Regions from separate parts of the Homo sapiens genome. Here all the other regions are linked to region 2. A link is a contact called in ENCODE Hi-C or POLR2A ChIA-PET data. All regions are on one chromosome and are shown on one strand. Each heading gives the region's core, a stretch centred on a gene start or an enhancer-like site at or near the end of the contact. The rest is flanking DNA. Distances are from core to core; before and after follow the strand shown.

What was found. Hi-C counts contacts between places; a loop is a spot of excess contacts on that map. ChIA-PET counts read pairs that join two places held with the same protein, here RNA polymerase II (POLR2A). Pooled maps may share reads with other maps.
Region 1: a pooled map shows a loop between it and region 2 (2.4-fold over the local background). The contact joins the promoter of IER5L-AS1 here to the promoter of ASB6 in region 2. A Hi-C loop is called at or near these places in 1 of 50 pooled maps. POLR2A ChIA-PET finds 5 or more read pairs at or near these places in 5 of 52 experiments (CD8-positive, alpha-beta memory T cell, OCI-LY7, PC-9 and 2 more).
Region 3: a pooled map shows a loop between it and region 2 (4-fold over the local background). The contact joins the enhancer-like site here to the promoter of ASB6 in region 2. A Hi-C loop is called at or near these places in 1 of 168 maps with a recorded cell type or tissue (PC-9), 1 of 37 single-sample maps with no recorded cell type and 4 of 50 pooled maps. POLR2A ChIA-PET finds 5 or more read pairs at or near these places in 4 of 52 experiments (CD8-positive, alpha-beta memory T cell, PC-9, WTC11 and 1 more).
Region 4: a map with no recorded cell type shows a loop between it and region 2 (7-fold over the local background). The contact joins the enhancer-like site here to the promoter of ASB6 in region 2. A Hi-C loop is called at or near these places in 2 of 37 single-sample maps with no recorded cell type and 3 of 50 pooled maps.
Region 5: a pooled map shows a loop between it and region 2 (6-fold over the local background). The contact joins the enhancer-like site here to the promoter of ASB6 in region 2. A Hi-C loop is called at or near these places in 4 of 50 pooled maps. POLR2A ChIA-PET finds 5 or more read pairs at or near these places in 2 of 52 experiments (PC-9 and activated B cell).

What each region holds. Positions count from the first base shown.
Region 1 is chr9:129,233,759-129,238,539 of GRCh38, forward strand. IER5L-AS1 (IER5L antisense RNA 1) reads left to right here and starts at 2,471. Exons shown (of 7, transcript NR_187590.1): 1 at 2,471-2,553; 2 at 2,815-2,984. RefSeq lists an enhancer at 3,352-3,646.
Region 2 is chr9:129,639,413-129,644,292 of GRCh38, forward strand. It overlaps ASB6 (ankyrin repeat and SOCS box containing 6), which reads right to left and starts at 2,739. Exons shown (of 6, transcript NM_017873.4): 1 at 2,475-2,739; 2 at 1,129-1,310; 3 at 1-96. The coding sequence starts at 2,587. RefSeq lists enhancers at 685-1,242, 1,243-1,799 and a silencer at 2,506-3,105.
Region 3 is chr9:130,105,780-130,110,557 of GRCh38, forward strand. GPR107 (G protein-coupled receptor 107) reads left to right here. Exons shown (of 18, transcript NM_020960.5): 14 at 1,717-1,760. Among named protein-coding and RNA genes, the nearest start is that of GPRACR, 36 kb to the right of the region's middle. Within about 2 kb of position 1,857, at least 6 of the 41 ENCODE cell types and tissues checked have a DNase peak (open chromatin) inside an H3K27ac peak, as active enhancers do.
Region 4 is chr9:129,951,891-129,956,960 of GRCh38, forward strand. The region is part of intron 6 of FNBP1 (formin binding protein 1); the gene reads right to left. Among named protein-coding and RNA genes, the nearest start is that of MIR6855, 85 kb to the left of the region's middle. Within about 2 kb of position 3,146, at least 7 of the 41 ENCODE cell types and tissues checked have a DNase peak (open chromatin) inside an H3K27ac peak, as active enhancers do.
Region 5 is chr9:130,126,566-130,131,924 of GRCh38, forward strand. GPR107 (G protein-coupled receptor 107) reads left to right here. Exons shown (of 18, transcript NM_020960.5): 16 at 918-1,001; 17 at 2,075-2,196. Among named protein-coding and RNA genes, the nearest start is that of GPRACR, 15 kb to the right of the region's middle. RefSeq lists an enhancer at 2,393-2,612. Within about 2 kb of position 1,831, at least 28 of the 41 ENCODE cell types and tissues checked have a DNase peak (open chromatin) inside an H3K27ac peak, as active enhancers do; they include PC-9, where a contact is called at or near this core.

The sequences.
Region 1 (4,781 bases), core at 1,221-3,720, 410 kb before region 2:
GGGAAAAATGCAATACAATGTTTTGATAGTTCCCACTCATAACCATTGCAGTCAAAGATGCTGATGAAGACCCACAAACACAGGGAGAGCCGTTTGCAGGCCTGGTTCAGAGGGAAGAATTTTACTAATTCTACCTCTTACACCCTCATTCCAATTCAGGGAGGTAGAGACCATCCTTATCCCTACTTCAGGGTGGGGGCTGTCAGGCAGAACCAGGCCGTGTCCCGGCTTGTTTGGTCTCATTGTAGGCACTGTTTTGACTTTCCAAGTCTGTCCACTTCCATGAAATGGGCGAGTCATAGGTGCAGAGATCAAGACTCCAAGAGATTGAGTTGTGTGGCCAAGGTCACCAGATCTGGGACCCACCCTGAGACTTCACCCCTCACTGCTTGTGCCACCAGCCATCTCATCTTTGCTCTCTGGCTTCCAGCCCCTCTGCATCTCTGGCCAATGGTCTGAGAGGTGAAGGGACACGTGTCCCCTCTGGGCTGAAGCACAGAAGAACCAGAGCTGACTTCCCTGTAGTCTGTTCCCCTGTTCTAGTGACTGAGAAGATCACTTGTTCCAGATGAGGAGCTACAAGATGGTGGAGCCCCTGGCCTGGATCCCTGTGTGGCCATGTGGAGCAGAGCAGTGGCCATATAGCCTTCATGAGAGACAGACTTCTGTTATGTTGATCCACTGAGATTTTGAGGTTGTTTGTTCCTGCAGCAGAGTGTCACGTAGCATGGCTAACACAACACTCTCCCACCTCCAAGGTGCCTACTCACTATGTGTGAGAAGATGGGTGAGCACCGTCCACATCCTCCACCTGTGCGGATCCTCAGGAGGTGCTCATGGCCACTTTCTGGAATGGCCTGAGTGAGGCTGAGCCATACAGCTGCACAGGATATTCTGGCTTTTGCTGACGTGGTCTCTTGTCCACGCTGGGTCCTTGGCAGGGCTTGGGCCCTAGGCTGGCAAGGCTGCTTCCCTTCTCTGCTGGGCCTCTCTGAACCTGGCAGAGCCACCAGAACCTGGGCACAGCTGGGGTCCCTCCTGTGTGCACCCCTCTGGAGCCAAGCCCTTCCACAAAAGTCCCAGCTGCTGCTGGCAGGGTGGAGGGACATCTGGGCCACACAAGCCTTGGTGCCTCTGCCAGTGCCAGAAACCAGGCATCACCCCACAGCTAATGTAGGCCTGGTTGGCAGGGAACATGGCCTGCTGGGAGCTCGTGCCTCTGGGCCTCTCCAGCCTCATCCCTGCCCACCCTGCCCCCACCCCCATGCCATCCTCTGTCTTGGATCCTTTGCTCCAGCTGTTCCCTCTGCTGGAACACCTTTCCTGCCCGGCCTCCTTTCCCCCAATCTGGACGCCTTCCTCACCCTGGAAAGGCCCTTCTTCCCTCTCCCATTGCACTATGCCACTTGGACATGGACCCTGTCACTTGGCTGTGTACCCCTTGGTTGGCTTGCCCATCTGTTCTACGAGGGTATGGTCCTCGAGGGCAGGAACTGTCCCACTCTTGGGACTGAGCCCTGGCTTGGCCATGCATGGCGTGAGTGGAATGAATGAATGGACGCCCGCTCTGCTTGGGAGACTGCACCTGTCCATTAAGCACCTGCTCCAGGCCAGGCCCGTCACCACCCCCACCCCCCACTGTGCTCGGGCTCCTTTTGGGCCACCATGAGCTCATGAGGTCATCGCATAGGCTCATAAAGTTGTTGTTATTGTCGTTGCTATTTTTCATCCCTGTCTTAGCCTGGTTGCCCTGAAAACAGAGCCTGTGATGAAGACTCAGGTGCAAAAGGGAAGGGCTCCGAGGGGGCTGTGTGAGGGGGTGGGAGAGTGAGGCTGAGCAGGAGAAGCCCATGTTAGGGTGTCATGGGGCTGGTCACCACTGTGGGCAGGGTGGCCTCCATCCCTACTGGGCCCCTCCAAGGGGTATATGGAAAGCAGCCCTCATCCCTCCAGCGTCCCAGCCCTCGTTGGTAGAGGTTGCCCTGGGCAACCCCGAAGTGCAGGCCTTTGGTGAGGACTCCCATTGGTGCCCCTCACCACTGTGTTGTCAGGGGGTGGGTAGGGGATGCAGAAAGTGAACTGAAGGACACACAGTGGGTGCAGGGGGCCACGCGCCTGCTGGGGTCTGTCCCCTTCCTGGAGCTTGCCTGGACGCAGTGATGAAGCTGCAGGCATGTGACACATTTGCTTCAGCTCCCATTCTACAGACAAGTCAACTGAGGCCCAAAGGTGAGGTCATTGGAATAGTGCCTACAGTCACTTTAAGGATGCAAAAGTGCTTTGAAGACTGTCAACTTCATTCTTTCATCCTTTCAAACCACATCCTGTTGCTGCAGGTGGGGCACGTGAGAAGCTCACATCCCTGCCCCAGCAGCTTAGGTCCTGGGGGTGGGACTGTGGGTGCTCACGATCCTCAAAGCTGCAGTGCCCAAGGTTAGGGAGCCACTGCTGCTGCGGGGCGGGGTCAGGCAGAGCCAGGCTGTGTCCTGGAGCCATCGGCCCCGTTGCAGGTGCTGCTCTGACTCTTCAAGTCTGTCCTCTCCCATGAGACGGGTGAGTGACAAGGCTCACCTTACACGGCAGTCTAGGGGGACTCAGTGGGTCTTTGCTGAGATAAGTGTGCAGTTGGGAGTTCTTGGAGCTGGGCAGCCCTGGGGCTGCAGGGACAGGCTCTGGGGTGGGTGGGGAGGATGCTGGGTGGGCGAGCAGACTCTGGGGGAGGGCAGACCCCGTGCCAAGGACTTTTTGCACCTTTTCCTATTTCACCCTCCCAGTTGCCCTGTGAGGCACACACGTGATCATCCCATTTTACAGATGCAAAGGAAAAGTGGCTGCGAGGGCCAGCTGCTTGTTCAAGATCATGCAGCCAGCAGTGGCAGAGCTGGGGACAGAGCCACGGCTGCTTACCACGAGACCACGGGCCTCATAGTGGAGGCCTCAGTCCCCAGCACAGTTCCTGAGACACAGGGCTTTGGAATGACATGGTGTGTTCCTGGGGGCTAGGGGTCCTGGGAACACGGGGCAGCCGGGGGTCCTACCCAAAGCCAAGCCTGTGTGTGGTAGGGGCTGCTTTCATTCTCTTTCCCTCCCCTCAACCTCCCCCCTGCCCCCGGCCCCTCCCCACAATCATTTTTTCTGCTTGCCCTGCAAGGATGTAGCCCAGCGGCTGTTTTCAGCTCTGGAAGTACCGTGCCTATAGACAGCGCTTGGCCAGGGCCTGGTTCTGGGGCCCCTCCCAGCCCTCTCCCCTTCAGATATTGAGGTTCCTCTTCCAAACGCTGGAGGAGTCCAGGGGCTTGCTGCCGGGCCAGGCCTGATTCTAGCCCACCTCCCTCATCTCCAGTCCTCACCTCCATCCCTGCCCAGGTAGTGAAATTTTAAACAGGCACATTCCTTCTGCCCAATTTTCATTAATTGGATCTAAAAGGGTTTCTATTTTCTCCCTGAACGCTGATTGATCCTGCCGAGGTAAACAGCACCGCCAAAAACAGGGAGGGGGGTGCTGCCGAGGGAGGGAGACGGGATAACTAATGTTACTTGACATTTACTCAGAGAGAGGAAGGGAGGAAGGGAGGGAGGGAGGTGAGTCACACGCCAGAGCCTCAGCCCCCAGATTCTGCAGAAATGAACAGCCATGAGGCAGGCGGGAGCGAGAGGGCTCCGAGAAGCTTCAGTTCCCCCAATTTTGCAGGCTTCAGGGACCCCTGGGGGTTCTCCACTCCTGGGAGGAGAGGGTCTCTGCGTCCTTAAATGGCTGTGCATTTAGCTCTGAAGGTGGGACCCCTGAGGACGCAGGCAGGCTGAGCTGATGGCTTTTCTGTTTGTGACACGAGAGATTCGAGTATATGTGAATGTATCTCTCCCTGGGGGAGCTCTTTGCAGGTGGGGGGTGGTGGAGGTGGCAGGGAGGGTTGGTGCTTGGTTTCTCCCCCTGCCAGAAAAACCCAAAAGCTCTACCCAGCAATCTTTGTCCCTGGCTGCCTCAGTTTCCCAACTTGGTGCTCTACCCACTAGAGTTTATAGGAGGCATAACTGTGGTTTGGGAACCTCGGATCAAGGGGAAGATGACAGGTAACCAGGGCTTGCTCTCTGTACTGGGATGGAAAAGCTCTGGCCCCACCATTACCACCTGTGACAATGGCCTACTATGTGCAGGGAAGTCATCTCTTCAATTGTTCAACAAGTGTTTGCTGAGCAGCTGCTAGGAGCCAAGCTCTCTGCTGGTTGCTGGAGCTCCAGGAGGGAAGAGCCTGCCTGGCTCCCACCTCCCTGCCTGGCCTCTGTTCTTTCCCATCCCTCCCTTCCCTCCCTGTTCCCTGGAGCTGTGAGTGCCACCCCCGGCAGGCCTGCCACCCTGTGAGATCTTCCTCCTTTGACCCCTGCCCTTAAGAGCTGGCTGTGTTACCTCCTCTTCTGGGAACCTGCTGGTCTCTTTGCCCCTAGAAGATCCTCCTTTCCTCTGAGTACCAATGGCCTCGGTTTTCTGGGACTGCCACATCCAACATTAAGCCCATCCTCTCCCATGTGCGCCTTCTCTTGAGTCCCATGATTTTTTTTTGTTTGTTTGTGAGACGGAGTCTTGCTCTGTTGCTCAGGCTGCAGTGCGGTGGTGAGATCTTGGCTCACTGCAGCCTCTGCCTCCCGGGTTCAAGCGATTCTCCTGCCTCAGCGTCCCGAGTAGCTGGGACTACAGGTGTGCACCACCACGCCCAGCTAATTTTTGTATTTGTTTTTTTTTTAGTAGAGGCGGAGTTTCACCATGTTGGCCAGGCTGGTCTTGA
Region 2 (4,880 bases), core at 1,489-3,988:
GATTAACGTCGGCCCCGTGATGCACCAGCAGCTCCACCATGTCCGGCTGGTTCCGCAGGACGGCGATGTGCAAGGCCGTGTAGTAGGTGACTGGGTCTGAAGGTGCAGACACAGCTCATGTGGGTCCTATCTGTCCGCATTCTTATGGGGCCCCCGGACCCAGAGCCCAGCCCCAAACTCCCACCTAAAGTGTCCAGAAGCACAGGCCCAGCCTCCTGTCACCATCAAGGGTTAGGACAGAGCTGTCCTCACCAGATACTAGAGGGCCCTCGGGGTGTTCTAGTGGGCACGCTACTGAAGCTGTTGGGGGCTTTAGTTTCCTCTTCTGTAAGAAGGGACCATAAAACGGGGCGCACCCTCTCAGAATGGCTGGGAGGCCGCGCTACACAGCAGCTCTGGCGGCTCTGCTTTGTAGGCCTGGTGGTAACAGCCAGGTTCTCCAAGCTGGTCTCCAAGTCACTGGCTTCAGAACCGGCCCTCCCGTCTCAGCTCCTTGACCCTCCAGGAGCCCAGCAGACTCCAAGCCCGTCTTCGGATGGGGAAAGGAGACGTGCCTGGCTGTCTCAGGCCCCTATTAGGTCACAAGGCAGCCCTGCCTGTCTGCCGACTAACCCTGCCCTCCCTGGGCTGAAAAACACAGAGAAAGGAGCTCGGCTCCATCTCCATCCCTGGCACTCAGGAGCCAGGAGCCAGGGTGTCCTGTGGTGATTTATGCCTAATGCAGCCTGTTTTCCCCTCTCCCTACGGCATGAGAAAAAAAAAAACAAATTGGCTCAGAGTAAGTAGCAGAAAATTACCTTCCCTTAGCTCTGGGCACAGTGCCAGCAGCCGCATTTTTGCATTAATGGAAGTGGGGATTAATCTGGGAGCTGGGGAAAGTTTGCTAATCAATCACATGGTAGAAGCAGCAACACTCGCTCTTGGAACAGAGGTGGGAAGAGCCATGTGAAAACCCGCAGGGGGTGGGAGGCCACCCAATGGGAGTTTCCTTAGTTGCAGCCACCCAGGAAATAAAGGGGGGGAAGTCACTCCTCAGAGGATGGTAGAAGCCAAGGCTGGGGACATGGGCGCCCACCCAGCGTCGGGCCGCGTTTAAGCCACCTGCCCACCCCCGGGGCTCTCGCTGACCTTCAAAGTTGAGATTGGCCCCATGCCGCAAGAGAACGTCGGCCGCCCGCGTCAGCCCCAGCTCAGCCATCTTGAGCAGGGCGTTGCTCACGCCTTCCTGGTAAAAGGGAGAGTGGGCTTTCCTCTCCAGCAGCTCAGTGAGAACAAGGATTCGGCTCTCCTCGCTGGCGACATAACTGGGCCTGGGACAGGAGAGAGGCTGAGGGTAGGCACAGCTGTGGGACCGGGTGACCGCGCAGCCTGTGGGTTGGTGGGCTTTAGTCCTGCTATCATCATCAGCAAGCAGGGCCCTGGCTCTGTGGGTCACAGGGGCTTGGGGGAAGCTCTGAAGTAGAGAGAGGGCCACGCTGCATCTCTTAATACGGGAGCAGACTGGGATTTGCGGAGAATGGGCTGGGTCTGTCTGCGCTCTCCTCCCGCGTTGCCCAGAGTCCGGTCGCAGACTTAGGTACAAAGCCTCACACACCTGGGCTGCTGGGACTGAAGGGACCACCAGCCTGGAGGCCAAGAGCCCAAGCCCGACTTTGATGCTTCTTCCTCAGAAAGCCCTTCCATCCTCAAACCCGCAGGACCCCAGCCCCGGCAACACCTGCAGCCAGGACAGCAACACAGCCTCCTCCCTCCCCTCACATTGAGACCTTCAGCTGATATTGATGAAGAAAGCCTACGTTTCCACCAGAGTCCCTGGATGGCGAGACTCATCATTACCACGTGTTGGAAATACCAACTGACAACCCCCTCAACACCTGAGCCGAGCCCCTTCCTTCTGCTCTCCCCTCCCTTCCACCTCGCGTGCCGCCGTACAATTACTTGTCAGTCTCTCCTCTGGAGCACATGCGCCAAGAAGGCGGGGGTTTTGCTGAGCCACTGATGGACCCCAGGTGCCTAGTACCATGGGCAGTGAATGCAGATTCGCTCCCGACCCCTTTCCTGCAGGTCCACGACAGACCAGCTCTTGTCTATAAAAACGCAAACTCTGCTACAAAAGCCCACCTTCACACTGCTCTGGGGTAACATCTGAGGCCTCACGGATTCCACCCTGCTCCTCTGCCACGCCGGGGGGTGGCACAGGACAGGCAGGCGACAGGGTGGGGCTGAGGCGCAGGCCCTGCGACAACCCGCGGGCCTCCGCCCTCGGGCCCTCCCCGCCCTTCGTCTCCGCCATGCAAGGGGCAGGAGTGGGATCCGCGCGGGGCAGCGCGCACTCCGAGCCACGCAACCCCGGCTTCCGCCCGTCCCTTCCTCTGTCAAGGGGGACGCATCCACCCCGCCCGGCTTGTGGTGATAAAGTGGGACGCTGCGGGGTCGGAGCGGCCTCGGCCAGCTCACGGGAGGGGGTGAGTTACCGGTCCAGAGACTCCTGCCGCTCGGGGTCCTGGATCCCCAGGGAGCCCAGAATCGCATCCACCAGCGGCTGGTACTCGAAGATGATCCTCCGGAAGCCGTGCAGGAACGGCATCGCCGCGGGCCCCGCGCAGCAGGGCCGTCGCGCTTTCTGCCGAGGCCGAGATGCCCAGACGCCGACCGGAACGCTCCGGCGGCCGCGGACCCCACCTGCTCCGCCAGTCCAGCCCCTGCGCCCGGCCGGGTCCGCTCCTCAGTCCAAGCCGCGCCCCCGCCGGAAGTGACCCTCGTACTTCCTGCCCGCGCCGACTCAGGGTGGGCCATATGGCGACAGCGCCCCCTGCGGGCTCGGAGGACCTCGGCGCGTCCTGGGGCACGACCGCCAGGCCGACTCGGGCGATGTCCAGTGGGCGGCCCCAGCGGAGTGGGAGAGTGGAGGATCGAGCCAAGCCAGATCCGAGACTCAGGCGGGTCCGCCCCTTCCTGCCAGGGCCCGGCCCGGCTCGGCTTCGCCCTGCGATCCCGCCCGCGACCGCTGGGCGCCGTCCGAGTTCCGCCGGTCGTGCTCTCGGCCCTGCCGCTGCCCCACTGGCCCTGGGCGCCCCTGAGAGCTGTGGTCATCAGACACTGCCCCTTCCGGTTCGGGCTGGCCCTCGCCTTCCCTGAAGAGGGGCTGGGCCACCTCTGTCACCACCCGGCCCGCTGACTGGAATGATGAGGACCAGGGTACTCGCACGTCCCCTCCTCAGTTTCTTATTCTCTGTCCCGGGGAGCACCTGGCCAGGACGGCTGCTAGCCCTCTCCACCTCTGCCTTGATGGACTCAGTGAATCTTGTTTTTTGTTGTTGTTGTTTTTGTTTTTTTGGGGGACGTAGTCTCGCTCTGTTGCCCAGGCTGGAGTGCAATGGCACGATCTCGGCTCACTGCAACCTCCGCCTCCCGGGTTCAAGCGATTCTCCTGCCTCAGCCTCCCGAGTAGCTGGGATTACAGGCGCTGGCCACCACGCCCAGCTTATTCTTGTATTTTTAGTAGAGACAGGGTTTCACCATATTGGCCAGGCTGGTCTCGAACTCCTGACCTCGTGATCCTCCCACCTCGGCCTCCCAAAGTGCTGGGATTACAGGCATGAGCCACGGTGCCCAGCCCGAATCTTGTGTATTTTTTAGAGACAGGGTCTCACTCTGTCTCCCAGGCTGGAGTGTAGTGTAGTGATCATGACTCACTGCAGCTTTGAACCCCTGGGCTCAGGTGATCCTCCCGCCTCAGCCTCCCGAGAAGCTGGGAACACAGGAGTGTGCTACCGCCTGTCTCTGAACTTGGATTTCCTCATCTGTAAAATGGGTAGAATCCCCAGCACTTTGAGAGGCCGAGGCAGGTGGATCACCTGAGGTCAGAAGTTCGAAGCTGCAGACCGGCCTGGCCAATATGATGAAACCCTGTCTCTACTAAAAATACAAAAATTACCCGGGCGTGGTGGCAGGCGCCTGTAATCCCAGCTACTTGGGAGGCTGAGGCAGGAGAATTGCTTGAACCCGGGAGGCGGAGGTTGCAGTGAGTGGAGATCGCACCATCACACTCCAGCCTGGGCAATAAGAACGAAACTCTGTCTCAAAAAGAAAAAAAAAAAGTATAATCACACTCACCTGAGATGCTGGAGCCAGCGCACTGTAATTGTTGGTGGAAGTGGAATTCAGTGGGAAGGAGCCAAAACCCTCTGGTTCAGGAAGAAGGGGCGGAGTGGGCAGCCGGGTTTAAGCCCCTTTAGGGCAACACCAGCTTGGGCTTCCTAGAAGCAGCTCCAGGCCGCAGAGTCCACAGCTGCCAGCACGTTTCTGCCTTGGTTCTCGCTGTAGGAAAGAAATTTCTCCCTGGGTGAAATCGGGAAATTCTGCTCACATGGAAATGGACATTTCCAGCTTGCCTTGGAAAAACCACTTTTCTGGAGTCGAGGCACCTCCCCTTGGGCCATGCATTTGAGCCTCCTCTCCCACCTGGAGTCTGCGTGGGGGGGCCTTGATGCCTTCTTGCTTCTGGGAAGCTGATGATGAAGAGGGGTTTCCCGCCCCAGCAGTCCACATCACAGCGTTGGCCTCCTGGGCCTTGCTCTGCCAAGTTGGGCCCCTCTCCCTGGAACCTGCCAGACAGCGAGAGTTGCCCAGCCCAGGAAAAAAACATTTAAAGGCGCATTTCAAGACAATCCGATGGGTCTTAGAGTAAACATTTTTATATTTATTTATTTATTATTATTATTATTATTATTTTTCAGACGGAGTCTCACTCTGTTGCCTAAGCTGGAGTGCAGTGGCAGGATCTCGGCTCACTGCAACCTCCAACCCCTGGGTTCAAGCCTACCAGGTAGCTGGAATTACAGGCATGCGCTACCACGCCAGGCTAATTTTTGTATTTT
Region 3 (4,778 bases), core at 607-3,106, 470 kb after region 2:
CCACCTCAGCCTCCTGGGTAGCTGGGACCACAGGCACACACTACCATACCCAGCCAATTTTTTGTAGACAGGGTTTTGCCATGTTGCCCAGGCTGGTCTCAAACTCCTGGGTTCAAGTGATCTTCCCACCTCAGCCTCCCAAAGTGCTGGGATTATAGGCATGAGCCACCGCACCCAGTGGAATATGAATGACTCTTCCTCCTCACTGCAGCCTCCTGCCGTCCTGCACAGGAATTAGTCACTCGGGTATCTAACATAGGATGTCCAGCATTGTTTCCAGATCGAAAAGAGCACCTCATTAGGGAACAGAGGTTCACACCCTACTTTTACACATGCCACTATCAGAATAGTCAAATATAAGGAACCCCAACAAGCTGTCGAGGTGTAAGCAGCCATTTCCTGCCCCTTGTTAATTACAACACTAATGAGCAGATTCCAAATGGCAAAATTCCTTAAGGTAAATATCCTAAAAATTACTGTAAAATGAAAAAAGTCAGTAAGTACTGGAGAGGTGATTCAAGATTAATAATATTTTTAGGCTGGGCGCGGTGGTTCACGCCTGTAATCCCAGCACTTTGGGAGGCTGAGGTGGGCGGATCACGAGGTCAAGAGATCGAGACCATCCTGGCCAACATGGCAAAACCCCATCTTAACTAAAAATATAAAAATTAGCTGGGCGTGGTAGCATGTGCCTGTAGTCCCAGCTACTCGGGAGGCTGAGGCAGGAGAATTGCTTGAACCCAGGAGGCGGAGGTTGCAGTGAGCCAAGATCATGCCACTGCACTCCAGCCTGGCGACAGAACAAGACTCTGTCTCAAAATAAATAAATAAATAAATAAATAATAATAATAATAATAATACTTGTAAATATCCCGATTCAGCCAGCATTGCTTCAGGGCCAGCAGTGTACTGGTTAGCTTTCGTGTGGTGTTCCATTCAGTTCTCAAGCAGATAGCCCCTCTCACAGGTGGGCAAATTACGGAGGATTTAGGAAGAGTAATTGATTTGCTGACAAGAGTGAGTGACAGTGTCAGACCACAGCCGCCTTCCCTCACACAGCCTGTCTGCCTGTGCCCTGTTCAGCCCTCAGGGAAGTCTCTCTGTTGGTGGCTTTTCATGGTGCCTCCACCTCTCACCTGCGGCTCCTGTAATAATGTTAATGTTCCTCTGCCTGAAATGTAATGATGGTCATTAGGTACCAGCACATCACAGCCCCAGACAGTGTCCCTGGAGGCTGGCATTTTTCAGCAGTGTTAAAAATCTCCACTCGATAAGTTTGCATGGTGCTGTATGTTCACAGCTCTTAGACCTAGACTCTAGAAGTCAGCTGGTGACTTTCTTCTAGGGTTTATTCTCTCCTGGTGGCAGGTGAGCCCAGTGATGCTCCATTGTCATGGGAGTGTTGGGTAGGGGGTGGTTGTGGGAGTGAGAGATTAACAGGAGCATTAAATGATGGAGTTTTGTTTTCTCCTCACGCTCTGGTCCCTGCTAGACTTATTGCCACAGATTTGGCCAGCAGAGGGCGACTTTACCTCAGACGTGTTGATATCAACCATTTCCCCCCCTCTACCCGTTTTAGGGAGAGTGCTCTAAAGTGATGTAGTCCAACCTTTCAGCATGTAATTGAGAAATTCAGCCTCAAGTTACTAGAGCTGGAAATAGAGAGGAGTGCAGATTTGTCAGCTAACTTTTTGTTCTCTAAATGTTTATTTTTAGGTCAATCAGACATTTACAAGAAGCATCAGCAACAGATGGAAAAGGCAAGTTCTCTCGTGCTCATTTTGTGTTGCTCAGCTTGCTCTGAACCCACGTGCTGCGGCACTGCGGAGGAGTGGAGGCAGCCTATGGTGTCAAGATGCTGTCTTCCTGGGAGGAGAGCTAGGGGAGGCCTGGGGCCCACTTCGTGAGAGCAGCCAGGGGTAGTTTGGAGAAGGAGGTGTTGAGTCAGTTGTATAAGGAGGAGGTTGGGGGTGACTGCTGCTTATTAAGATGATTCATTTCATTTCCACTCGTGGTTGTGATTTTCACCTTCTCAAAACTGAGTCAGCAAGAGAAAATCTTGTCTTAGAAGGGCCAGATAACACTTCGCTGTGAGAACAGGAGGGATAATGGATTGGAGATGGCTATGTGTAAAGCAGCCCTGCCTGCTGATTTAACACACTTTCAAAATAGATGTGTCAGTATTCATTTAAAGCAAGACTCTGATGACAGAAGGAACCTTGAAAACTACCTGATATTGAAATGGTTGTGCCCTTTATAGCCCTTTTGCATCTCCTTGACTTTCCAGTCATGCCTCCTAAATCAGAAGAAAAGCTGCAAAGAAAATGTTTTGTGTGGTTCTGGGCTTATTTGAATAATGTTCATGACCACAGGCTGCCATAGCACAAGTGAGAATTTCAGACCACAAGGGTTTAAGGAGCAGTGCTCTCTTCTCTCAAAGCTCAGAACGGTCTCTGGATCCATGGTATCGTACACCCAGTGTGGATATTAACATTCTTTAATGCAGGTTATGAATAATAAATAAAACAGGTTTTTGTTAATAAAGTTTTGTTGCTGACTCTATTTCTGATTATAAAGCCAATGTAGATTCATTTTAGAAAATTCGGAAAATGCATAGTAGCTGTAAATCTTCTTTCACAAACCTGGTATATAACTAATAACGCATTATTTCTTTAAGTTAAATTAAACATGACTTTGAGGCTTCACGCCAGGGTCAGCCCTAGGTTGTTATTTAGAGCACAGTATTCTGGAGGATCTCGCCAGTTTGGGCCTGGAACAGATAGTATGGCATTCCTGCTGTCCAGGTTCACGTAACTCTTGCTCCTAGGCAGCCTGTGTGCAAGTCATACCCAGGCTTGGAGCCTTGGTCAGTGGTCAGAGGCCAGCCTCCCAAGGCCCACTCAGCTTCTGCGACCTGCACCAGCTTTTGTTTTCTTTCTAGTCCTGGGAATAGCCCTTCTCCCGTTTTCTCATTTTTTTCCCCTCAAAGATACCAGGTTCCCTTCTTTTCCCTCTGGAGTGTCCTCTTGTGATAGGTTCTTTTCAGTGGCTTTAAGCAGGTTCTTTTCAGTGGCTTTAAGCAGGAGTCACAGAGCTTTTGCTTCTAGCCGGGCTACATAGCCTTTCTTGGAGCCCAGTAAAGCACCCTGCCATCATTAGAAAAACCCAAGGTAGGAAGTACAAATCCACCTCTAGGAATAATTGGGGATATTCTTTTTTTTTTTTTTTTTTTTTTTTGAGACGGAGTTTTGCTCTTTTTGCCCAGGCTAGAGTGCAATGGCATGATCTCGGCTTACTGCAACCTCCACCTCCTGGGTTCAAGCAATTCTTCTGCCTCAGCCTCCCAAGTAGCTGGGATTACAGGCGCCTGCCAGCACGCCTGGCTAATTTGGGGATATTCTTCTTTTTTAAGACAGAGCTTTGCTCTGTCACCCAAGCTAGAATGCAGTGGCACGATCTCTGCTCTCTGTAGCCTCTGCCTTCTGGGTTCAAGCGATTCTCCTTCCTCAGCCTCCCAAGTAGCTGGGATTACAGGTGCCTGCTACCACGCTCAGCTAATTTTTGTGTTTTTAGTACAGATGAGGTTTCACCACCTTGGCCAGGCTGGTCTCGAACTCCTGACCTCAAGTGATCTGCCTGCCTCGGCCTCCCAAAGTGCTGGGATTACAGATGTGAACCACCACGCCCAGCCTCTTTGGGGATATTCTTGTCCTTATTTTTCTTTTATCGTGTTATATAAGAAGGTAGTTTTATTATATTTGTAACTTGGTGAACAGGTAGTCTTTTTCTTTCTTTTTTTTTTTTTTTGGAGACGAAGTCTCGCACTGTCTGCCAGGCTGGAGTGCAGTGATGCGATCTCAGCTCACTGCTACCTCTGCCTCCCAGCTTCAAGCGATTCTCCTGCCTCAGCCTCCCAAATAGCTGGGATTACAGGCACCCACCACCACACCCAGCTAATGTTTTGTATTTTTAGTAGAGACAGGGTTCCACTATGTTGGCCAGGCTGGTCGCAAACTCCTGACCTCGCGATCCACCTGCCTCGGCCTCCCAAAGTGCTGGGATTACAGGCATGAGCCCCCGCGCCCGGCTAGGCTTTTTCTTATTTTAATATATCGCGATGAGACCATTTAACTTTATTATCTTATACACTTCTGTATTTCTCATTGGTTCTTCCGGCTGTTTGGCTAAAAATGTGTAAAAATCCCAAGGGCGGTGCTTTTTGTTGGCGAGGCTTACCTGTGTGTTTCTCTTTGCTCGATCCTGCCCGTTGATGAATTCCTCCCTTCTTTGCGTCCTCCCCGGCCCCTGCTTCGTCCTCCTGACTCGTCTACCTGTTCGGTCCTCCATCTTGCTTTAGCGAGTGTGGGGTGGCTGTGGTGACTGCCACTGGGACCATTTATTCCACCTGAGGTTGGTTGGTAGCTGAGGATCTTAGTAAGGTGCTCTGTCTGGAGTAGATGGCACAGCAGGTGAGGCAGCATGGGGTCAGCGTTGTCCCCCAGCATCTGTAGTAAAGGGTAACTTCCTTTAACAGGAACGCTTTTGTCATGGCCTGGGCACACAAGGCAGTTTCTCATTTTTTTCCACCAGGTGACAGCATGGGACCTCTTCAGCAGAGAGCGAATCTAAGAGCAGGAAGTCGCATAGGTAAACCAGGGTTCACATTCCCCATTCTTAGGAAGACATCTGCTAAGGAAGCACCCATTTCTCATCAGCAAATATCACAAATACTCTGAAAGAGGGACAGAGCAGATTAGAACGGGATTGTCATTTTGGTT
Region 4 (5,070 bases), core at 1,896-4,395, 310 kb after region 2:
AGCATGACAAACAAGCTAAGGCTGGGTGTGGTGGCTCACACCTGTAATCCCAGCCCTTTGGGAGGCCGAGGCGGGAGGATCACCTGAAGGCAGGAGTTCGAGACCAGCCTGGCCAACATGGTGAAACCCCATCTCTGCTAAAAACACAAAAATTAGCCAGGTGTGGTGGCTCATACCTGTAATCTCAGCTACTCAGGAGACTGAGGCATGAGAACGGTTTGAACCCGGGAGGCACAGGTTGCGATGAGCTGAGATTACACCACTGCACTCCAGCCTGGGCAACAGAGCGAGACTCTATTTCAAAACAAAAAAACAAAACAAAAAACAGGCCAGGTGCGGTGGCTCATGCCTGTAATCCTAGCACTTTCGGAGGCTGAGGTGGGCAGATTACCTGAGGTCAGGGGTTCGAGACCAGCCTGGCAATATGGTGAAACCTCGTCTCTACTAAAAACATGAAGATTAGCCGGGTGTGGTGGCAGGCACCTTAATCTCAGCTACTTGGGAGGCTGAGGCAGGGGAATCGCTTGAACCTGGGAGGTGGAGGTTGAAGTGAGTGGAGATCATGCCACTGCACTCTAGCCTGGGCGACAGAGTGAGACTCAAAAAACAGAAAAAAACAAACAAAAAACCAGAAACCAGCCACATGCCATTTGCAAAAGACACATGTAAATATGAGGACAAAGAAAAGTATAAAGTCAAAGTATGGGAAAGATCTGCCAGGCAATGTTAACTTAAAGATATCTGGTTTACATCAGGTAAAATAGACTTTAGGGGATTAAGCTTGACTGGGAAAGGGGGCCACTTTTTATTGATGAAAAATGAAATCACTTGAACATATTACAATTCTAAACTTCATTTGTTTAATAGAATAACTCCATAATAAAAGAGTAAAATAGACAGAACATCAATAATCCTCTACCATTATCACTGTAATAGTTGTAGATCACTGGCAACATCCCATAAATGGTTTTGTGCACCTTTTACATATTAACTCAGTTAATATTCGCATCAATCCTGTTCCTCAGTGTCCCTATTTTATAGACAAGGAAATTAAGACATAAGGATGTTACACATTTTTCTCAGAAAGTGTTAGAACAAGTTGAAAAACAAAATCCTTAATGATAGGAATATTTGGATAAAACAGTAAGTTTGGCCTAATAAAAATACTAGAGAATACATATTATTTTCAATTACTTACAGAATATTTCTAAAAACTGACTGTGTACTAGGGTATAAAACGAATCTCAACAAATAGAGAAGACTCAAACTCATACAGATTTCCCAGGACCATAATGCAATTTAGTTAGAAATCTTGCCAGGTATGGTGGCTCACGCCTGTAATCGCAGCACTTTGGGAGGCTGAGGCGGGCAGATCACTTCAGGTCAGGAGTTTGAGACCAGCCTGGCCAACATGGTAAGACCCTGTCTCTCCTAAAAATACACACAAAAAATTATCCGGGCGTGGTGGTACACACCTGTAATCCCAGGACTAGGGAGGCTGAGGCAGGAGAACTGCTTGAACCCGGGAGGCAGAGGTTGCAATGAGCCAAGATAGCACCACCGCACTCCAGCCTGGGTGACAGAATGAGACTACGTCTCAGAAAAAATAAATAAATAAATAAATAAATAAATATCTGTAACAAAAGTTGAAATATGTCATACATTTGGAAATTTAAAACCATGCTTCTAAATTGATCATAGGTGAGAGATTAAACAGTAAAAGAAAGGACAAATATCTGGAAATGGACAACATTAATAATACCACATACCAAAATATGTGGGATACAGAGAAAACAGTACTTAAGTGGGAAGTCTGTAATCTTAATGTTTATAATGGAGAAGAAGAAAGACTGAGGTAAGCATCTAAAGAAAGAACTTTTTAAAAGGGTAATGGAATAAATCCAAAGGTAATGATAGAAGGAGAAGGAGGGGAATGGGGGTGGTGGGGGAAGAAGTTAAATAAATAGAAAATAAAAATAGAAAAGGGAGGCTCCACAAAGATAAAATCTGATACTAGTAACAATGATTTTAAGGCTGGGCACAGTGGTTCATGCCCATAATCCTAATACTTTAGGAGGCTGAGGCTGAGGCCAACCTGGGCAACATAGTGAGATCCCATCTCTATATACAAAAAATAATAATATAATAAAATAAGCATAAATAATTTCTTAAAAAACGTATCCAGAAAAAAAGAAAAAAGTATTAAAAAAGGTATTAGGAGTAAATAGGGGAGATATATGCAGCAAAAATTAAGGTGAGAACATATTATGGGCAACTTTTTGCCAATAAATTTGAAAATTTATGATGAAATGGATATATTACTATAAAAAGGTAACCCACTAGGATCAACCCAGAAGTAGACAATAAAATATGGAATCCGTAGTTTGTAACTGATTTACGCAAAGAAGTATCATAAAACATTTAAGGGATAGTGAGTTTAATTTTACATATATTATTTCAGAAAAAAGAGCAAACACTCCAAAACTCATAAGTAATGCAAAGTAGAACAGACAAGAAAGGAAAATTATAGATCAATTTCAATGAATACAGACCATTTCAATGAAAAATCTTAAATAAAATATTAATAAATTCAGCTACACATAAAAACATAATACATCATAATCTAGTTGAATTTGTCCCAGGAACACTAATTTGGCTCAATGTAAAAAAAACTGATTAATGTAATTGACCACGTTAATGAATTAAAGGAAGCAGAACAAATATTTAATGATATTCAATAATAAGTCAAGCTTAAAAAAAAGCTCTTGGCAACACAGGAAAAGGAAAATTGTTTAACCAATAAAGGGTATATTAAAATCATTCTTGGCTGGCGCAGTGGCTCATGCCTGTAATCCCAGCACTTTGGGAGGCCGAGGCTGGTGGATCACCTGAGGTCAGGAGTTTGAGACCAGCCTGGCCAACGTGGTGAAACCCCATCTCTACCAAAAATACAAAAAATTAGCTGGGCGTGGTGACGCCTGTAATCCCAGCAATTTGGGAGGCTGAAGCAGGAGAATCACTTGAACCCAGGAGGTGGAGATTGCAATGAACCGAGATTGCGCTAGTGCACTCCAGCCTGGGCAACAAGAGTGAAACTTCGTCCCAAAAAAAAAAAAATCATTCTTAATGGGGAACCTTTTGAAGCACTCTCTTTGCAATCAGGAACAAGCTGAGGAAGTCCACAATGATGACTCAGCAAAACAGAGGGCATAACCAGCAGAGTTAAGATAAGAAAAAATTAACAAAAGGCATGAAGATTGGAAAAGAAATGCAACTATCATTACTTGCTGCTGATATGACCATCTCTACAGAAAAAAACAGAAATGAAATGACAGTTTAGAGGCTGAGTGCTTTTTTTTTTGAGACGGGGTCTGGCTCTGTCATCCAGGCTGGAGTGCAGCAGCAGGATTGTGGCTCACTGCAAACTCTGCCTCCCAGGACCGAGCAATCCTCCCACCTTGGCCTCCGGAGTAGCTGGGACCACAGACATGGGCTACCATGCTCCACTAATTTTTCTGTATTTTTTATGGAGAAAGGGTCTCACCATGTTGCCCAGGCTGGATCTGAACTCCTGGACTCAAACAATCTGCTCACCTTGGCCTCCCAAAGTGCTGGGATTATAGGCATGAGCCCATACACCACACCAAAAAAAAAAAAAAAATTATTTATTTAGAGACAGGGTCATTAGCAGGGTGTGGTGGGCTCCTGTAGTCCCAGCTACTCAGGAGGCTGAGGCAGGAGGATCACTTGAGCCCTGAAGACAGAGGTTGTTGTTAGCCAAGATCACACCACTGCACTCCAGCCTAGGCGATACAGCGAGACTCTGTCTCAAAAAATAAAATAAAATAAAAAATAAAAATAAATAAATAAACATAAAAAATAAAATAAAAAGAGACCATATCTCGGTATCTCTAAAATATATACATATATACTTCTTTTAGCGCGCACACACACACACACACACACACACACATATATGAATGATACATACACTGATTTGCCTCATTCAACATAAAATATCTTTTGAAACTTTGGGCTAATCTAACTTATTTTAATTGAATAACATTTTAAATATTTAACTTTAGCAGCAAATTAATGTCTTTTGGTAAAGTAAGTATCTCCATTTTGAGATCAAATACAGATATTGAGAACACTCCCCTGCTCCTGAGATGGGGTCTCGTTATGTTGCCCAGTCTGGACTCCTGGGCTCAAGCAATCCTCTTGCTTCAGTCTCCTAAGTAGCTGAGTCTAGGGGTATGTGCCACAGCACCTGGCAAGAATATGTATTTTAATATATTTAATAATTTTAGAGAAAGGCATACTAATATTAACGTATACCTAGTCTTTAAGCAAGGAATTTGGCAGAATTTGGCAAATAATAGTTCACACCATTTCCCAACTAAACTCAACTCTAACTGATCTGTCAAAAGCTCAACAAATCTATAAAAACTCAGTGCTTTCACCCACATACAGCATGAAGCTATGAATGCCCAAACAACCATGGGCATCATGAATGAGTCCTTGTTATGTAAAAGCCTAATTTTGTTTACATTGTATTGATGACTTTAATAAAAATAAAATTCAGCTTCTAGGGAAAAAACGCATATTGAGCCACAATGAGAAACAGTATACACTTTATAATATTTCTAGTTGGCAATACAAGTCCATTTAGAGAAAAGCTTTTGAGAGGACTGAAATATGCAAGGCTTCAACTACAACCTCACTGTTATCAACCAGGAGGAATCAATTAGAAGTCAGGCAAGCAGTGAGACTATTGCTCTAAAGGAACCATTATAAGCAGCCAAGCTCTTCCAGATGGCCCTGTCCTGTCTCCTCCGGCTCTCAAGAAATTGACTTTCTCTTTGAAAAGCCATTAAGAGCCACAACCTTCTGGAACGTTGTTCCCAGACTGTTCATAGTCTAAGTCTCCACTTTATCACCCTGGTGACTCAACAGATAAAACGTCTCAAATTCTAACACCGAAGATTCCCCACACTTGAGCTTCTGGTCCCCACAATGGTTGACACAAAATGAAAATGATTCCCCATGTAGCGCCTTTTGTGGCTACAT
Region 5 (5,359 bases), core at 581-3,080, 490 kb after region 2:
TCTCGAACTCCTGACCTCAGGTGATCCACCCACCTCGGCCTCCCAAAGTGCTGGGATTATAGGCGTGAGCCATCGCGCCCGGCCCTGTTTCCAAGTCTTTCATCTGTTCGTTTGGCATTGTCACTTCAGACAGTTCCTTTGCTCAAGCAAACATCAGACTTCAGTGGTAGAGAGAGATGCAAGAGCAGACACTCCACTTGGGGTTGATTTTTTTTTTCTTTCTTTGTTTTATTTTTTCTTTCCCATGGATTTTATGTCATCCACCAAATAGGCACAGGTCATCACAGAACCTCTCTTGTTGCATGCAGTGATAATGAGTGGTCCTTGACCAGCAGGCCAGCTGAGCTTAGTCCCCTTGCACAGGCCATGCTCTAGTGGCCAGCACATTGAGTCTTTGTCACTGCAAGGAGAAATGAAGGCATCCTGTCTTGCTAGAGAACTTGGTAGTATTTGTACTTCTGTGAGTGTGGACCTCGAATGCTTGCAGCATCTGCCAGAGAAGAGGACAGAAGTCAGTAATTTCCCTGTGTGGCTTTATTTTGCTATTACTACTGGTAAATATTCCTCAAAGCCTGAGCATAAGAAATAAAATCTTTGGAGATTGAAATCAAGGGCTTATGTCTGTGGATAGGGTGAGGAAGGGTTAAGAACAACCTGACTAAAGTGTCTTGTGCTCCCGGTGGGTGTGGCTGTTAGCAATATCTTGGTCACCTGGAGAGAGAGAAGAAATTCAAGTGTAACTAGCAGAGTAGCCATGTCTCTCCGCTGCACGTATTAATTCACACTGTAAGTGTCACATACTTTTCTTTGAGTGATTCTGTTTTCTGTTTCCTAGTTCATTTGTGAAAGCAAATTGTTAAAGTGGTGTCCTAATTTTAATGTTGATCTGATTTCCTGTTTCTTTCCTCCTCATGCAGATTGTGTGTTACATATACTTCACTAGGATCATTGCATTTCTCCTCAAACTCGCTGTTCCATTCCAGTGGAAGTGGCTCTACCAGGTACGCTGCTCACAGGGCAGAATGCCAGAGAATTTATGCCTGAGGATAAAGTCTTGAAGTGTAACTTAACAGTTGTTACTAATTTATCTGGGAATGACCACTAAGACCTTCCATCTCTTCTTTTTTTTAACTAAAAATTTTTTTTTTAGTTTTTGAGACAGGGTCTCACTCTGTCACCCAGGCTGGAGTGCAGTGGCGCAATCTCAGCTCACTGCAACCTCCACCTCCCGGGTTCAAGCGATTCTCCTGCCTCAGCCTCCTGAGTAGCTGGGATTATAGGGATGCACCACCATGCCCAGTTAATTTTTGTTTTTTTAGTAGAGATGGGGCTTTGCAGTGTTGGCCAGGCTGGTCTCAAACACCTGATCTCAAGTGATCCGCCCACCTTGGCCTCCCAGTGTTCTGGGATTACAGGTGTGAGCCACCACACTTGGCCTCCTTCCATCTCTTCTGGCCTATAATTGAGATGATCTGTTTGTCCAGAAATGCTGCTGGATTCTATGAGGAATCTGAAAATAATTGCATTCTTGATTTTAGTTTTCAGTCTTAAAAGTCAAGAGAAAAGCTTCAGGTAGAGAAAGATTTGCCCTGAATCATTAGAACTTAGATGAGATGTGGTCCTTTCCTTTAGTTACAGGGCTGAGTAGTTAGAATTCAGGCTGCCCTTCTTCTTTGCCCATTTTATTATTTCGATAATAAGTATCTTTGCGACAAACTAGAACTAGCTTAACTACTAGAGGAAGCCACCAAATGACTTTTTTCTTGAATAACTCACTGGGTGCTGTAGGCACTGTGGGAGGAAGTGGGTATGTGGTGAGCTCTTAAAAGCTACCCATGAAGACTGGTGAAAGCACAGCAGAGCACAGCCTCGGAAATGTCAGCCCTGGGCAGGACACTCCTCGTTTAGGCCTCGGCAAGTCTAAGGAAAATGCCCTGTAGCAGGAAGTGGCATCTGAGTAAAGAACCATCGAGTGGTGGGTTGTGGGGAAATATGTCAGTTTGTTGAATTCCACTGCTTTCTGAAGAACAGTGTTGCTAATCTCTTTATTTTGGGGTGGTTTTTAAACTTGCAGCTCCTGGATGAAACGGCCACACTGGTCTTCTTTGTTCTAACGGGGTATAAATTCCGTCCGGCTTCAGATAACCCCTACCTACAACTTTCTCAGGAAGAAGAAGACTTGGAAATGGAGTCCGTGTAAGAAATCTTTCTTCCCTCTTCCTTAGCCCTGACCCCTTTGCCTAACACAAAGCAGCACAGTGTGAATCGGGTCGGCTGCTCTCAGCATTTCGTGGCTGCAGGGGTGGTTCCTCTATTTTTAGCAGAAGGAAGCGGACACTGGAGCCCCAGGCTGTCTGATCTGGTTTGAAGTACAGTATCTGCCAAACCTAGCTGGGTCTTGTCAGGGAAGATGGAACTTGCCGTTCCACTAAGCATCATTGGAGCCTGCTTTCAAGAACTCAGTGGCAAGAACTTAGGAATATACGTGGCCAGTTCACGAGGGAGAACAGGGGGCCGACTTTCTGTCAGGCCCGCCATCAGGCGCTTACGTCTGAAAATGGAATCTTCTGAGTCATCTCTAAGTCTGCTAATGATCCTCAGACATCCTCTATCGTCAGATAACTGCGTGGCTTTTCACAGCACAATGACTTTGACCTATATCTGAGCACTAATAGGGGCTTTTCTGAGTCACACAGTGAATGACTCTAGGGTCCTATTTTCTGGGAAAGGGCCATCATTGTCTAGAAAAATGAGTAGTGATTAAGCATATTTGCTTGTTAACTGAAATTTGATAAGCCAGGTCAATGCTGTGTTTGATGATTAGCCTAAGGCAGAGTTTTCCCTTCTTGGTTCACTGGTATCAAGTGTTCTGCCCCCAGCCCTGGCAGCCTTTGAATTCTTCCCAATTCAGAGGCTGAGACTCGGCCCATGCTAAGCTCTGCTTGGCTGTCAGCGGGTCAGGCAGCATGGGACAGCTCTCTCTGCTCAGCTCCACGGCAACAGTAAAGGAAGGCAGGTCCTGCCAGCGGGCGCCAAACAGCATCTCCCCATGCAGAGGAAGAAACACCTCCTTCTAAACAGTGGAGAGGAGTGCAGGAGGCCCATCAGCTGTGCCTTTCCCAGAAGTGGCAGGATCTGAGCAAGTGTCTGTTGGTTGAAGAGGCACACATGTCAGGCTGGCAACCAGCAGCATCAGGAAATAACCTAAGACGCGGTGTGTTTATCATTCCCCTGCTGGGAGCCTTTGGCTTGGTCCGTCCGCATAACACGGGGTTCTTTGGGTAGGCAGCTAGAAGCCGAGCGGCCGGGTCGCAGCATCGTCTCCTTTACTGCATTGTACTCCACAGTCGTAATGGGAGGTTCCCGCTTCCCACATCCTTTCCCTCAGCCGTTACATCTTGGAGCCTGGATGCATTATGAAGGTATTTTTGTTTCGTGGCAACAATTTTTTTAAAATTTTGTTTTGGTGCTTCTTTGACAACGCGGCCCACGCAGCTGCCCTCTGTGCAGCCATTACCCCACCAGGCCTGACACAGCTTCTCTCTCTGGGCCTGGGTATGAGGGCACAGTCCAAAGTAACACTGACTTTCTCTCTCTTTCCCCTTCTGTTTCTTTGACCATCTCTCTTTAGGCCTACCAGTTTTGGCAACAGAAGTTACCGGTCAATAATCAGCAAGTTAAAAAGTATCGGATGCGATTTCAATTATCAGACTTGGTAGCTGCCTCCTAGGCTGTGGGTATCCTCAATGATCTGAATTACTTCTGTCATCTTGAGGAGTGAGAGTGGAAGGAAATGTTTGGTGTGGGTTCCTGGGCCAGGAGGTTTTCTCCCTGGGGTTCCCATTCCAGAACGCTGTCCTCATTCATGGTTGCTGTTCACCTTTCACCACTCCCTGCATTATTTCATGTGGGCGAGGAACGTGTGTGGAAATGGGGATTGGGGACTAATAGACTTGTCTCTTCACCAGGTCTCCCCACACTTCCAGACCAGAAAACACTTTTTAGTTATAGAAATGGATATATCGGCTGGGTGCAGTGGCTCATGCCTATAATCCCAGCACTTTAGGAGGCCGAGGCAGGCAGATCACGAGGTCAGGAGTTCGAGACCAGCCTGGCCAACATGGTGAAACCCCATCTCTACTAAAAATACAAAAATTAGCTGGGCGTGGTGGCAGGCACCTGTAATCCCAGCTACTCGGGAGGCTGAAGCAGGAGAATCTCTTGAAATCGGAAGGCGGAGGTTGCAGTGTGCTGAGATCACGCCACTGCACTCGAGCCTGGGCGATGAGAGTGAAACTCCGTCTCAAAAAAGAAAAAAAAAAAAAAAACGCATGAATCCGTGGACCACTTAGGCCCAAGCCACATTTGATTGCAGTCTTGTGTGGCAGAAGGAACCTGTGTCCCATTTGGCACTTTTGGTTGCAAACACAGAGACTTGGGGCTTTGCAAGGAAAGGGGGTTACTGTTTAGATGTCAAGGAAAGAACGCTTATCTGCGGCGGTCGGATGTTGGCCCTTCAGCTGTTCGGTCCCTTAAGTGTTTGCACCAAAACTAGGACACCTAGTGAGGTGGCTGCGAAGCTGCTGAAGCCCCACCGCCGTATGTTCCTGCCAGGGAGGCTTTTGGGTGTTCATCTGACCCAGGTCTCTCTTCTCACTGCTGCAGAGCCTGAGCTTCCAGGACCGTTGCGGGCGCCCTGTCTGCAGGGGGCTAGCCAGGTTTCCTCACATCGTGGGGGCCCCAGGTGTCCCTTCAGCTTCCCAGAGGTTTGCTGGGGGAACAGGATGTAGCGCCTACCCCACCCTGGGCATCTGCCATCAGGTTTCTTCCTCTCCTTGAGTTCACTTCTGCCACTCCCAGTCCTGGCCACACACTGAAGCTCCCTGTCACCCGCCCTGCCTGTGACAACCTCCTGCGCTACCACACACCCTTACTCCCGTTCTCCCTCTTCGCACTCCCAGGACTCACCCAAGCCCAGGGTTGCCCCTGCTACCCCCTCACTGCCCCCGGCCCCTCCTGAATGCCAGGTCCCCCTGTCCTCCTGCTCCGCGTCACCTCAGCCTTGAAGCCACAGTCTTCCTGCATCACACCAAGCTCGCCCCTCCCCATTGTTCCCTATAGGCCTTGGTGACACGGACATCCACCCAGTCTCCTGCAGCCATGGCTGAACCACGTCCCTCTTCCTCAGCCCGTGCAGAGCGTCCTGTAGGCCTTACTTTGTGCCTCTCACCCCCAGCCCCACCCCGCCTCTTGCTCTCGTGCCTGGGCTTTGTGGTGGCTGACCTCTTCACTCCCGATCCTCTCCCCTTCCTGTCCATCCTTCTATTCCCCTGCAGACAGGGTCTCACTCTGTCACCCA